Regions from separate parts of the Homo sapiens genome. Here region 1 is linked to region 2. A link is a contact called in ENCODE Hi-C or POLR2A ChIA-PET data. All regions are on one chromosome and are shown on one strand. The core of a region is the stretch at or near the end of the contact, and the rest is flanking DNA. Distances in the headings are between cores, read along the strand shown. Region 1 overlaps KSR2 (kinase suppressor of ras 2). Region 2 overlaps KSR2 (kinase suppressor of ras 2).

What was found. A loop is a pair of places that touch in the nucleus more often than their neighbours do. ChIA-PET counts read pairs that join two places held with the same protein, here RNA polymerase II (POLR2A). Pooled maps may share reads with other maps.
Region 1: a loop to region 2 is called in a map of PC-3, with 3 times the contacts of the local background. The contact joins two enhancer-like sites. A Hi-C loop is called at or near these places in 1 of 168 maps with a recorded cell type or tissue (PC-3) and 3 of 50 pooled maps. POLR2A ChIA-PET finds 5 or more read pairs at or near these places in 2 of 52 experiments (AG04449 and WTC11).

Annotation. Positions count from the first base shown.
Region 1 is chr12:117,849,517-117,856,206 of GRCh38, reverse strand. It overlaps KSR2 (kinase suppressor of ras 2), which reads left to right. Exons shown (of 20, transcript NM_173598.6): 3 at 629-779. Among named protein-coding and RNA genes, the nearest start is that of KSR2, 120 kb to the left of the region's middle. Within about 2 kb of position 2,471, at least 5 of the 41 ENCODE cell types and tissues checked have a DNase peak (open chromatin) inside an H3K27ac peak, as active enhancers do; they include PC-3, where a contact is called at or near this core.
Region 2 is chr12:117,680,523-117,687,127 of GRCh38, reverse strand. All of the region lies in intron 4 of KSR2 (kinase suppressor of ras 2), which reads left to right. Among named protein-coding and RNA genes, the nearest start is that of KSR2, 290 kb to the left of the region's middle. Within about 2 kb of position 1,412, at least 8 of the 41 ENCODE cell types and tissues checked have a DNase peak (open chromatin) inside an H3K27ac peak, as active enhancers do; they include PC-3, where a contact is called at or near this core.

The sequences.
Region 1 (6,690 bases), core at 1,222-3,721, 170 kb before region 2:
TCCAGTGTTTCTGCTTTGCCTTAGGATGCAAAGCCATGCCCCATGGGGCTCAAAAACAAACCTAGTTTCATTTCCAGCACGGGGCATGGACTTTCAGCCCCTTTTCCATTAGGGTTTCTGAAGACCAGTGTGAGCCCTAGACCCTGCAGCCAGAGAAGAGAGGAAGCAGAGAGAGAGTGGGACCCAGCCACCAGCACACCTGCCTTGTCCTGTGCTTGCTCTGAGTTTGTGCTGGGATTTTAGATGAGTCCCTGCAGAGTGGGAGGCACTGAGAGCCAAGCAAACATGAAAAAATGGGGCCCTGCCTTATAAACATTCGAGAGACAGGCACAGTGTTGACGCCAGACAGGGTAGTAATTATAATAGCACTAAGCACCTGCGCTACCTTGCCAAGTATGGACACTTAGGAGTCCCACTTTACAGATGAGCAAAGTGAGGCCCAGAGAGGTTGAGCGACTGGTCAGAGGTTATCTAGATAATGAGTGGCAAACCCGAGATTCGGAGACCCCACTGTCATGCAAAGCGTTTACACTGCGGAGTGTTCTCCTCTAGGCACCACTACAGGGCAGCGTGGAGGCAGAGATGCTGTTCCTGCCCCACGGTTGACAATCCTTCTCCCCTCCTCTAGGAAATCTCCCCCGGCCAGCTGAGCCTGGAGGACCTCTTGGAGATGACGGATGAACAGGTGTGCGAGACTGTGGAGAAATACGGAGCCAACCGGGAGGAGTGTGCCCGCCTCAACGCCTCCCTCTCCTGCCTCAGGAATGTCCACATGTCAGGTGAGCAGGCCCCGGGGTCGGGGATGTGGAGACTTGTCCCCAGCACAGCTGCCGCGGTCCCTCGGCATCCCGTGCCCGCCACTGCAGGCCAGGACGAGACAGAGTCAACCCTGGGGGGCAAATCCGAAACGCAGGAAGAGGCAGCGTGGACCTGGGATTTGGAGGCCGGAAGACACCAGCAAGGGCAGCTCTTGGATTTGAACTCTTGCCCCAGGAAGACCCGCTGAGGTTTAGGGTATCTGGTTCTGGATAATTAGGGTCCAGATATGAAAATATTGAGTGTGAATAGGAGACCAGGGTCTTTTTACTTTAGACATTCTGACGTGGCTTTGCATTTTGGGTCAATGTCTAGCTTCTAATTTTTTTTTTAACAGAAGTAATTTGCATTAATTGTAACATAAACCAGAAAATAGATTTTAAAAAAATCACCCTAAGCTCCACCCTCTAGGTAACTGCTCTTGTCATTTTGGTATAATTTTTCCTGACAAATGGATATATGTATACTTTAAAAAATAGAATTATCCACACATATTGCTTAAATTTTTTTTTTTTTCACCTAATAAAATAACCTCTGTGACTTGTTCTATCAGTTTGGGGGCCAAATATATTGTCATCCCTCCTGGATCTTTTCCATTAATTGCTCAGATACCTGTTTGTCTTTATTAGCAGAACATCAGATATCATCTTCCTGAGGCTTCCTGCTTCTCTTTAGCCTCATGATTTTTCTGCAAATTCTGGGGCCTTTCTGTCCCAAGGGATCCGCTCTGCACATGCCAGCCACGGAGAAGTGTTAGTGGCCATCAGCACGGTTGTTGCAGTTCCCACCACAAGGTGTCACTGTTGAGCATCAGTCTGGCAGAGTCAGGTGGAGGCTCACAGATGCCCTTGCTTGATTCAACCTGCTCTATTCAACAAGCATTTGTTGAATATTGTTCTAGGCCTGGAGAAGTCTTCTAATCTGAGTGGCTATGGGGTGCCAGCAGGGCTGAGAAGGCAGCGGTGAACAAAACAGAACATACTTGAAACAGGTCATCGGCCCAGTCCTCCATGCGTGCCCTTTTGTATTTTTTCTTGCTGGCAGATCCTGATTCAGGTACAGTCAGCATCAAAAGGGACCATGCGGCCGGGCACACTGGCTCACGCCTGTAATCCCAGCACTTTGGGAGGCCAAGGCAGGAGGATCTCTTGTGCTCAGGAATTCCAGACCAGCCTGGGCAACATGGCGAAACCCCGTCTCTACAAAAAATACAAAAAAATGTGCCATGTGTGGTGGCACACGCCTGTAGTCCCAGCTACTCGGGAGGCTGAGGCTGGTGGATCACTTGAGCCCAGGACATTGATTGAGGCTGCAGTGAGCTATGATCACACTGCTGCACTCCAGCCTGGGTGACAGAGCAAGATCCTGTCTCAAAAATAAAATGGGGGGCAGACCATGCACTGGGGGCTGTCTTATGTGTTGAAGGATGTTTGGTTAGAAGCATCCTTGACCTCTGCCCATGAGATACCAGTAACATCCCCCAACTCAAAGTCATGACACATGGAAATATCCCCAGATATTTCAAAATGTTCCCAGGGAGGCAAAATCACTCCTGGCTGACGAGCTGTAAAGGTCATGTTACTCTTTACCTCTAGCACAATGGTGTTGACTCACCCAACATGAGTGTGGCTGACAGGGAGGGGCCTCTCAGTCACTCAGTACATACAAAATCTGCTCCAAAGGTGACTTTCTCTCTTTACCCACAGTGAGAAGCAGATGGCAGTTTTCTCTCTTTAAAAAAAAATTGCAGGCTAGGCATGGTGGCTCACACCTGTAATCCCAGCACTTTGGGAGGCCAAGGTGGGAGAATTGCTTGAACCCAGGAGTTTGAGACCAGCCTGGGCAACATAAAGAGACTCTACCTCTACCAAAAAAAGAAAATTAGCTGGGTGTGGTGGCATGCGCCTGTAGTCCTAGCTACTTGGGAGGCTGAAGTGGGAGGATTGCTTGAGTCCTGGAGGTCAAGTCTGCAGCAAGCTGAGATAGTACCACTGAACTCCAGCCTGGCCCACAGAGTGAGGTCCTGTCTTAAAAAAAATTGCACCAAATTACAGTGTTGTCATAAACATCTTCCTTTGTCAATAAATGCATTCACTTCTTATTTTTAATACCTGAATACTAACAATTTATTCAACCAATCTCCTATTTTTGGAAATATCCATATTTTTCCTATCATAAGCAACGCTGCTGTGAATACCCCTGAGTGTTATCTTTGGGGACCCCCGTGGCTATTTCTTTACAGTGAATTCATAGGAGAGGGGTCTTGCAGTGGAACATTTGCATATTTTGGCCGGACGTGGTGGCTCACACCTATAATCCCAGCACTTTAGGAGGCCGAGGCCGGTGGATCACCTGAGGTCAGGAGTTTGAGACCAGCCTGACCAACATAGTGAAACCCCATCTCTACTAAAAATACAAAAATTTAGCTGGGCTTGGTGGCGCATGCCTGTAATCCCAGCTATTTGGGAGGCTGAGGCAGGAGAATCTCTTGAACCTGGGAGGTGGAGGTTGCAGTGAGCTGAGATTGTGCCACTGCACTGCAGCCTGGGTGACAGCGAGACTCCATTTCAAAAACAAAAAACAACAACAAAAAACCCATATTTTAAAAATTATGGTGAACATTGTCATATATCTTTCCAGAAAGTTTGTACCAATTTATGCCGGCACAATGCCTGACAGTGAGCGTTTGAGGTTAGGTTTTTAATTGCTTTTCAGAATTCATGTTGTCTCATCCGGGAGGCACTACTGAGTTTGGCAGCATCCTTAAAAGTAGAGTGAGATTCCAGTTTCCATGAGAGAGGCATTTATGTCAGCCTTATGGGAAAGAATAGTTATTTTTTTGTGACATTCTAGGCTGTGCGAGACCATGGGGAAGAATAGTCATTTTTTTGTGACATTCTAGGCTGTGCGAGACCATGAAAGTTCTGGTGCTCCGATTTTTATTTATTTATTTATTTATTTTGAGACAGAGTCTTACTCTTGTCACCCAGGCTGGAGTGCAGTGGTGCGACCTCGGCTCATTGTAACCTCCACCTCCTGGGTTCAAACAGTTCTCCTGCCTTAGCCTCCCGAGTAACTGGGACTACAGGTGCATGCCACCACGCCCAGCTAGTTTTTTTTTTTGTATTTTAGTAGAGACGAGGTTTCACCGTGTTGCCCAGGCTGGTCTTGACCTCCTGAGCTCAGGCAATCCGCCTGCCTTGGCCTCCCAGAGTGCTAGGATTACAAGTGTGAGCCATCACACCTGGCCCTGTCCTCTGATCTTTTTAAAAATTTTTTTGATCCAGATGGACAGTACAATTTATATTGTGACCCCCCCCACACACATAGGTACACATACATGCACACACACAGCTACACATACACATACACAATTATAGCATGTTTCATGAAACAATACTCCTCCTTCTTATGCATGATGAAGATGTTGTAAATTCATTCCTGTTCTATTCTATATCATTTAGTAGATGCTAGTAATAGCCACTTTCTTTTTTTTTTTTTTAAGATGGAGTCTCTCTGTCGCCCAGGCTGCAGTGCAGTGGCATGATCTCGGCTCACTGCAAACTCCACTTCCTGGATTCAAGTGATTCCCTTGCCTCAGCCTCCTGAGTAGCTGGGACAACAGGCATGCGCCACCATGCTGCTCTAATTTTTGTATTTTTAGTAGAGGCGGGGTTTCCCTATGTTGGCTAGGCTGGTCTCAAACTCCTGACCTCAGGTGATCCATCCGGCTCGACCTCCCAAAGTGCTGGGATTACAGGTATGAGCCACCGTGCCTGGCCTGCCTCTATTTTTTGTTTTTTGAGACAGGGTCTTGCTTTGTCACCCAGGTTGGAGTACAGTGGTGTGATGTGATCACAGCTCACTGCAGCCTCGACCTTCTGGGCTCAAGCAACTGTCCCACCTCAGCCTCCCCAGTAGCTGGGACTACAGGTGCATACCACCACACCTGTCTAATTTTCGTGGAGACTAGGTTTCGCCTTGTCATTGCCCAGTTTGGTCTCGAAATCCTGGGTTCAAGCAGTCCTCCTGCCTCGGCCTCCTAAAGTGCTGGGATCACAGGCATGTGTCCCCATGCTTGGTCAAGCAGCACTTTTCATTACACACCTCACTATGGTTTGAACCTACACTGATCCCCTACCTCCACATAGGCCTCCCTCTGGACTCTTCCCAGGCTGCTAAGACTCAGTCTTCTATGTCCTGCCTCAGATGCCAGCCTTAGGGCCACTGGGACCTTGAAAGCAATGACCAAGTGCTCCATTTTAACCCATTCCTACAGCACTTAGCACTGAAGTCAGCTCAACTCAGACTTCTTAGTAAAGAATTGTGTACCCAGTTCTGATCCTTAACACTGTACTTCACGTATGCTGTTCCTGCAGGTGATGGTGCCACTTAAAAACATTTTAATGCTTACCTGTTTTGGGGAGCAATTTGTTTTTAAATGAATGCCTCTCTTTTCCACTAGACTGTAAGCTGCAAAAGGGCAGGGATCATACTTGTTTCTGCTCACTATTCAATTCCCAGGAAGATCAATATCTAGCACATAGTAATGGTTCAATACATGTGTATTTTTTTTTTTTTTGAGATGGGGTCTTGCTTTGTTGCCCAGCCTGGAGTGTAGTGGCGCAATCTTGGCTCACTGCAGCCTCTACCTCCTGGGGTCAAGCGATCCCCCCACTCAGCCTCCTGGGTAGCTAGGACTACAGGCGTGTGCCACCATGCCTGGCAAACTTTTCTGTATTTTTTGTAGAGATAGAGTTTTGTCATGTTGCTCCAGCTGGTCTCGAACTCCTGAGCTCAAGCAATCCTTGAAAACTTACCAGTGGCTTAAAGAACACAGTCTTCCTCATGGATTGGAAAACATCCCAGGGTTTGGCTCCTACTTGAAGTCCTACCATTCACATTTTCCCTTCAAGCCCTAAATATCTGCTAAATTCATGAATTACTTAGAGTTTTCTAGATGAGGCTTGGATTTCACATCTTGGTACTCACATCCCTCTGCCTAGAATTTTCTTTCCTTTTGTCCTTCTGGTGAATCCCTGCTCTTCCCCAGGCCCAGTGCAAAGCCTGGTTCTCTATGAGGCCTTTCCTGGGCTCTGCAAACTGAGCTGACCTCTTGCCTTGGCTACCGGAACAGCAGATACTTCAGTGACCACCAGGTCTACACCGCTGAGCCCCTCCCTACCTCTGAAAAGCTGTGTGATGTGCTTGCTATTAATGTCCACCAGGGGGAACCAGTGAGCCATCCTCAAAGTATCCTTCATGTTTGGAATTCCCTTCTTCCCTCAAAAATAATAATTGGTTCCTTGAAGCTTCTAACCATCTTGGGAGTTGGATGGCTTTCCTTTACTCTAAAAATGTTATCCCAGACTGAGGAATAAACTAGTATCTTTCCCATCATACTCTTACTTCTTGAGGGTGATATTGTATTCATCTTAATAGCCCCAGCTCAACCCAGAGCTGGTGTTTCCTACAGTGATGAAATCAGGTTTTTAAAATTCTGGCCCAAAGTGAGGGCTGGATGCATGTTTGTTAAATGACAGAAGACAAGTTGTATTGAGGAACTCATATGGAGACCAAGGATATGGCAGCAAGGCTGCTTTGTGCTTGGCCAAGAATGTCATCTCTTTCTCTCTCTCTGTCCCTGTCTGTCTCTGTCTCTGTGTCTGTCTGTCTGTCTCTCTCTCTTTCTTTCTCAGAGGATGGAGGTAGCTTTATTTTAGAGATGTTAATGCTAATCTTAGTTTTCTCCTTGGGTTTTAGGGATATCTTTATTTTCCAGTGCCCAAGGAGCCCCGAAGATAGGAAATCTTAACTCATTTTTCTCTTCTCATAGCTTGTTAGATCACCCTTAGCCTGAAACCAAAGAATACT
Region 2 (6,605 bases), core at 163-2,662:
AGCTTGGAAAAGAGGGAGCAGCATCACAGAATCGCCGCTTTGAGGGTGGATAAGCTTTTAAGGATGAGTTGCTCTAAGCCCCTCATTTTACAAGCGAGGAAGCTAAGAGCTCACTGAGGTTAAGCAACTAGCCCTGGGCACCCAGCCAGCCAGCCCGCCAGCCCCAGCATCTTCTGAGTCCTCTCCAAGCCCTCAGGAACTGGTAGATACTGTTCGTTGTCTGTCTCTCGGGCTCTGATGCGTGGATTTCAGCGTGGATCTCATAGAATCATAGATTGAAATATATTCCAATTTAGGCATGTTTGTAAGGATTCACTCTCTGTTTATTTTTTCCCAGGATAAAGGAAGCATCTGTGAAATATCCCATAGGTGGCAAAACTATCAGTTTCCTTGAGTAAAACATTTCTGGCTGACCTCCTGCTTGCACAGAGAAGGGTCTTTACGGGCTTACCACCTGAGTAGACAATGATCAATGATGCATTTGCTTAGAACACTGACTCTGGGTGCTTTCCTATGGAGATGCTGGAGTGTTGAGAATCCAGATGACAATGAGCTTTTTTATCCAGGTGTTACAAGCAAATCCAGGTCCTAGGGAGTCTGTGATATATTTTAGGGTTAAGACCTTTGGGGTCAGACAGAACCAGGTTCAAATCCTGGCTCTGCCCCTTATATGCTGTGTGACCTTAGACAAGTCGCCTAGCCTCTCTGACCCTCTGTTTCTTCATCTGCAAATGACAGATCCCATCATAAAGAATAAAATGAGGCCAGGCATGGTGGCTCATGTCTGTAATCCCAGCCCTTTGGAAGACCAAGGCAGGAGGATCACTTTAGCCCAGGAGTTCAAGACCAGCCTAGGCAACATAGCAAGACCTCATCTCTGCTAAAAAAAAAAAAAAAAAAAAAAAAAAAAAATTAGCTGGGTGTGGTGGTGTGTGCCTGTGGTCCCAGCTACTGAGAAGACTGAGACAGGAGGATGGCTTGAACCCTGGAGATTGAGGCTGCATTGAGCTGTGATCACACCACTGCACTCCAGCCTGGATGACAGAACAAGACCCTGTTTCAAAAAAAGAAAAAAAAAGGAATAAAATGAGCTGATGCCTCTGAAATGCTTAGCACAAAGCCAGGCATGTAGGAAGGGTGAAATGAATGGCAGCTGTCATAATTAGGACCAAGGTACCTGAAGCAAAAAGGGATATAAAGGGACCTTCCGCAAATCTTTGCTTTTTACAGGGGGGGAATCAGCATTAAAATCCAAGGTAACTTAGGTAATGACAGAGCTAGGTCAGGAATTCATCCTCCTGCTTCTCTGTCCAGTGATCTTATCCACTCAACATGTGGCCTCTGGTGGTGGGTTGGGGGTGGGGCACCTGACAGGCCAAACCACTCCCTGCCCTGTGGGTCACATGGGCTGGAGGTGGGGATGCAGCTATTTCCTCTTCTGGGCCCCTCCCCTCTGCTGTCTTCTACAGCCTCTGATTTCGGGAATGTTTGTGAGTCAAATGACTCCCTGTTCCACTCTTTGGCCCCAGAGGGAGGCCAGGAGATGCGGGCAGAAGCTAGCACTGGCCATTTCTCTGGGGGCCCATCACTTACTGGGCTGATGGAAGCCTGCCCACACCATCAGCCCCGGGGAGACAGTGAGAGCAGACCTCTGCGCCAATTTATCTTGGAAATTGTCTTTTCTTCAGGCAAGGGGAGGAGGAAGGAAACCTAAAAGAAAACATCCAGCCACATGGCCGTGAAATCTCTGCCCAAAATCAGTCATCCTTTTTAATAATGAGGGCTGTCACGAGCTCTGGTTCAGTCGGAAATGATGGCCTGTGTAAATATTTGGTCTGTAACCGATTTATGGGTTTGGGAACAAAAAAATAAGATTAGTCACTAATCACAGGGATGCAGGAAAATCAACGGGCCTGGACGCCAACACAGATCAGGCCTAAGAGGCAAAGTCCGGGTCGCTGTCTGGATGAGCTCAGGGGATGGTGGAGGAGGCTGGGCTGTGCTGTGCAGTGGGTCTCTACTGGAAGAGGGAGCCATGGGCTTCTGGATTATTCCATGGGGCAGAGGCAGCATTGTCAGTGTCCAGTTAAAGAACTGGCTGAGACCAGCCCCTACCCCTCCCCTCCCAGATTGCGAGTCTAAGATTGATTCTCCTTGGCTAACCCTGAAATTGACAACCTGTTTGCACAGGTACCTCTGTAAAATGGGAACACATGCGATCAACTCTTACGGTAGAATTAATAGAGTGATGAGGAACTAGCTTTGAAATCCGCCAGAACTGCCATCACACTCCAGCCTGTGTTGAATTGTGATCTGCATACATTAATTATTGGGAACGCCGGTTACCTTAACTACAAAATGGAAGTCATAATTGCTCCAACCCCAAATGAGATAATGTGTCATGAGCACAGTGTCCGGCCCCTGGCATGTGACACAGAGAGAACTTGGTGCTGACATAGGCATTTGTATGAGAATTGGAATTCCCTCCCCGAAGTGGGCTGGTACAGGCACTTACCTCTCCTGCCAGCTAAACCCCACATAACCACTCTACACAGTAAATGCCTCCTATTGGAAATATGTATAGAGGGTGGGTGCCAGCCTTGCCTCTCTCATGGCATCGAGGAAAATTGGATCCACTGGAGTGCCACCCCCTCCCTGCTCATTTCCATGGAAAGCCCGTGAGCATTCATGTAATAGTACAGTGGAAACACTTGGATTTTCATGTATTTGTTTAGTTAAACTGTTTTTATGGAGCTGTTACTATATGCCAGGCTTTGTGCTGGGTGCTGGGAGCCAGAAAGAAGTTAAACACAACCCCTGCCTTCCCAGCACTCCCAAACCAGTGGGAGAGGCCCATACTCATCAAGTCATCAGAAAAATCAGTGTGTACCTCAAAACTGTGGTCAGAGCGGTGGAGAAGACCTAACCCATACCAGGAGGGGTGGGTCAGGATGAGGAAAGGAGAGACACTAGATAAAGTCCCAGTGGCAGAGATGAGGGCTCTAGGGGAGCCAGGTGATGGGAAGTGGGATTCAGGGGCTACTCTTAGTGTTTTGTTTTCACTTCCCAACTTTCAGGTAAGTCTAGATCCTATTAGAACAGTGGTTGGGAAACTACCCAACCTACTGTCTAGCCCAGGGGCCAAGTTCAGCCAATTGCCTATTTTTGTAAATAGCTTTATCGGAACATGGTCATACGTGTTCACTTACACATTGTCTGCAGCTGAGTTTCTGCTACAAAGTCAGAAATGGAGAGTTTTAGTAGAGAGCAAGTGACTTGCAAAGCCGAAGGTATTTCCTCTCTGGCCCTTTGCAGAAAAGATTTGGCAACCTCTGCATCAGGACATCTTTCCTTTCCTCTCCCTTTCTTTATTCCTCTCTTGCCCTAGACCTGAAGTGTGTCTTAGTGGACAAGAGGGGAATATGTATTTAAGGGACATTTTGTTCGTTCTTCAAATCTAGCCTTGGTAGAAGGTCTGTTAGGTATCAAGAGATGATTTGTCACTGAGCGAAGTTTAATCTCTAAAATAAGCACTATCTAGCTGTTCTTCAAACATCTTGCATATTTTTCAGGTGTAAATGTTCCAATAGACATATAATATACACATTTATGTAGGTATAGGATATGTGTTTAATTTCTAGGAATTTATACCTAACTACATTTTCATTTTTGCCAACTAAATCCAAGATACCAGTTACCAGCTGACTTATAGCAGCCATTTAGGAAACAAAAATCCAACTCAAATTTGATCTTCAATGTGTAACTTCTTGAAAAAATAATGAAATATCATCAAAATATTAAATAACAGTTGACTCTGTTATTTAATGTCTGTTTCTCTGTTTTCTAGAATTTTTTTCCTTTGACAAAAATAAAAAGAAAACATTCTAGGCAAAAAAAATAGTATATGTCATATACTATTTATATATGACTACTATATAACTAAAAATTGTGTTTTATTTTTATAAAGGAATGCTTCTGTTACTAAATTCAAATGGTAGAGACAAGTCTAAAAGTAACGAAGTATCTACTCCCCAAATCCACAGCCCCCTCACCTGCCAACTGCCCCTTGCCTGTCTTTCTAGAAAGTGTTGATACGTATATGTGCCTGCATCTTAGACTGTACATCTATTTGAAGCTTCAACTTAGGAGGCATCTGACTCCTCTGCCTCTCACCCCTAACACACTGAAACTGCTGGCAAGTCCTGGGAGAGCTGAGTCCCCTCCCTCCAACCTCATGACCTCCACCCTGCTCCAATCCTCCATCCTCTCTTGCCTGGGTGACTCCAACACCCTCCTTTCCAGATCCCCCAATTCCATTCTTGCTGCCGTTCTTGTTCCATTCTTGTTGGTCAACTTTCTACACATCTGGCAGAGTGATCTTTTTAATTTTAATATTAAGTTCTGAGATACAGCCAGGCGCGGTGGCTCACACCTGTGGTCCCAGCACTTTGGGAGGCTGAGGCAGCGGGTCAGCCGAGGTCGGGAGTTTGAGACCAGCCTGACCAACATGGAGAAACCCCGTCTCACTAAAAATATGAAAAATTAGCCCTGGTGTGGTGGTGCGCACCTGTATTCCCAGTTACTTGGGAGGCTGAGGCAGGAGAATAGCTTGAACCTGGGAAGCAGAGGTTGCGGTGAGCCGAGATTGCGCCGTTGCATTCCAGCCTGGGCAACAAGAACAAAACTCCGTCTCAAAAAAAAAAACAAAAAAAACTGAAGTACATGTGCAGGACATGCAGGTTTGTCACATAGGTAAATGTGTGCCATGGTGGTTTGCTGCACCTATCAACTCATCACCTAGGTATTAAGCCCAGCATGCATTAGCTATTTTTCCTAATGTTCTCTCTCCCCCCGCCCCCGCAATAGGCCCCAGTGTGTGTTGTTCCCTTCCCTGTGTCTACATGTTCTCATTGTTCAGCTCCCACTTATAAGTGATAACATGTGGTGTTTGGTTCTGTGTTCCTGCATTAGTTTGCTGAGGATAATGGCTTCCAGCTCAGTCCATGTCCCTGCAAAGGACATGATCTCATTTCTTTTTATGGCTGCATGGTATTCCACGTTGTATATGTACCACATTTTCTTTATCCAGTCTATCATTGATGGGCATTTGGGTTGATTCCATGTCTTTGCTATTGTGAATAGTGCTGTAGTGAACATACATGTGCATATATCTTTATAATAGAATGATTTATATTCCTTTGGGTATATACCCTTTAATGAGATTGCTAGTTCAAATGGTACTTCTGGTTCTAGATCTTTGAGGAATTGCCACACTGTCTTCCCCAACGGTTTAATTAATTTGCATTCCTGCCAGTAGTGTAAAAGTGTTTCTATTTCTCCCCCATTTAGCAAATGGTGCTGGGAGAAGTGGCTAGCCATACGCAGAAAACTGAAACTGGACCCCTTCCTTACACCTTATACAAAAATCAACTCAAGGTGGATTAAAGACTTTAAAGTGATCTTTTAAAAGCAGAATCCAATTCTGTTATCTTCCTTCTTAAAGTCCTCCAACAGCTTCCCAAAGTTCTCAGCATAAAACCCTACCTCCTAACAAGGACCTGCAGTGATCTGGCCCTGCTGCCTCCCGACTTCACCTCTGCCCCTCTCCTCGTCACTTACTCTGAGTTTCCCTGTCCTGGCTTTGCACCAGTTCTGTGGACTCCGCGACATTCCCCCTGCCTCAGGCTGCCTGATCCTTCTTCCTTCAAATCTTTCAAATCTGGCTTCTCCTTGACATTCAGGTCTCAGCCAAAATGCCAGGTCTGCCTTCCCACCCAGTTACTCACTACCATATCACTGGATTTTAATTCTCTATGTAGAAGCTCTTATTATTGTCATTTATTTATGTATTTATTTTTGAGATGGGTTCTGGCCTTGCCACCTAGGCTGGAGTGCAGTGGCACAATCTTGACTCACTGCAGCCTCCACCTCCTGGGCTCAGGTGATCCTCCCACTTCAGCCTCCCTAGTAGCTGGGACTACAGGTGCGCACTACCATGCCTGGCTAATTTTTGTATTTTTTGTAGAGTTAGGGTTTCATCATCTTACCCAGGCTGGTCTCAAACTCCTGAGCTCAAGGGATCCACTTGCCTTGGCCTCCCAAAGTGCTGGGATTACAGGCATGAGCCACCACACCTGGTGGTAGCTCTTATTCTTAAGTAGCATTTCCTCGTTGCTATCTGTTTGTCTGTATTCCCCCATCAGGATATAAGCCCAAGGAAAGTATAGCTCTTGTCTGCCTCCTTCATTGCTGGAATCCAATTATTTTACTGTCCTAGTAACACTTACCAGGTCATTTTTTTCGAATTAATATATATCTTTCAAAGACACAATGAGGCCATATCATATCCATTGTTTTTTCTCCTCCCACTTTCACTTTATAATAAATGTTGGTGTTCTCTCTCTCCTGATTCTTTTTTAACACCTACATAGTTTCCATCAAATGGAATTACCATAATTTAATCGACCAGTCCACCATAATGCATATTTCAGCTGCCTCCAGTCTTTTGCTAAGCACAGTTAATTTCACTATTGTTGGGAGGGGTGTGAAAACCAGACTTGGAGAGGAGGAGAGGAGAGAGAGATGAGATGGAGCAAATGATCTAA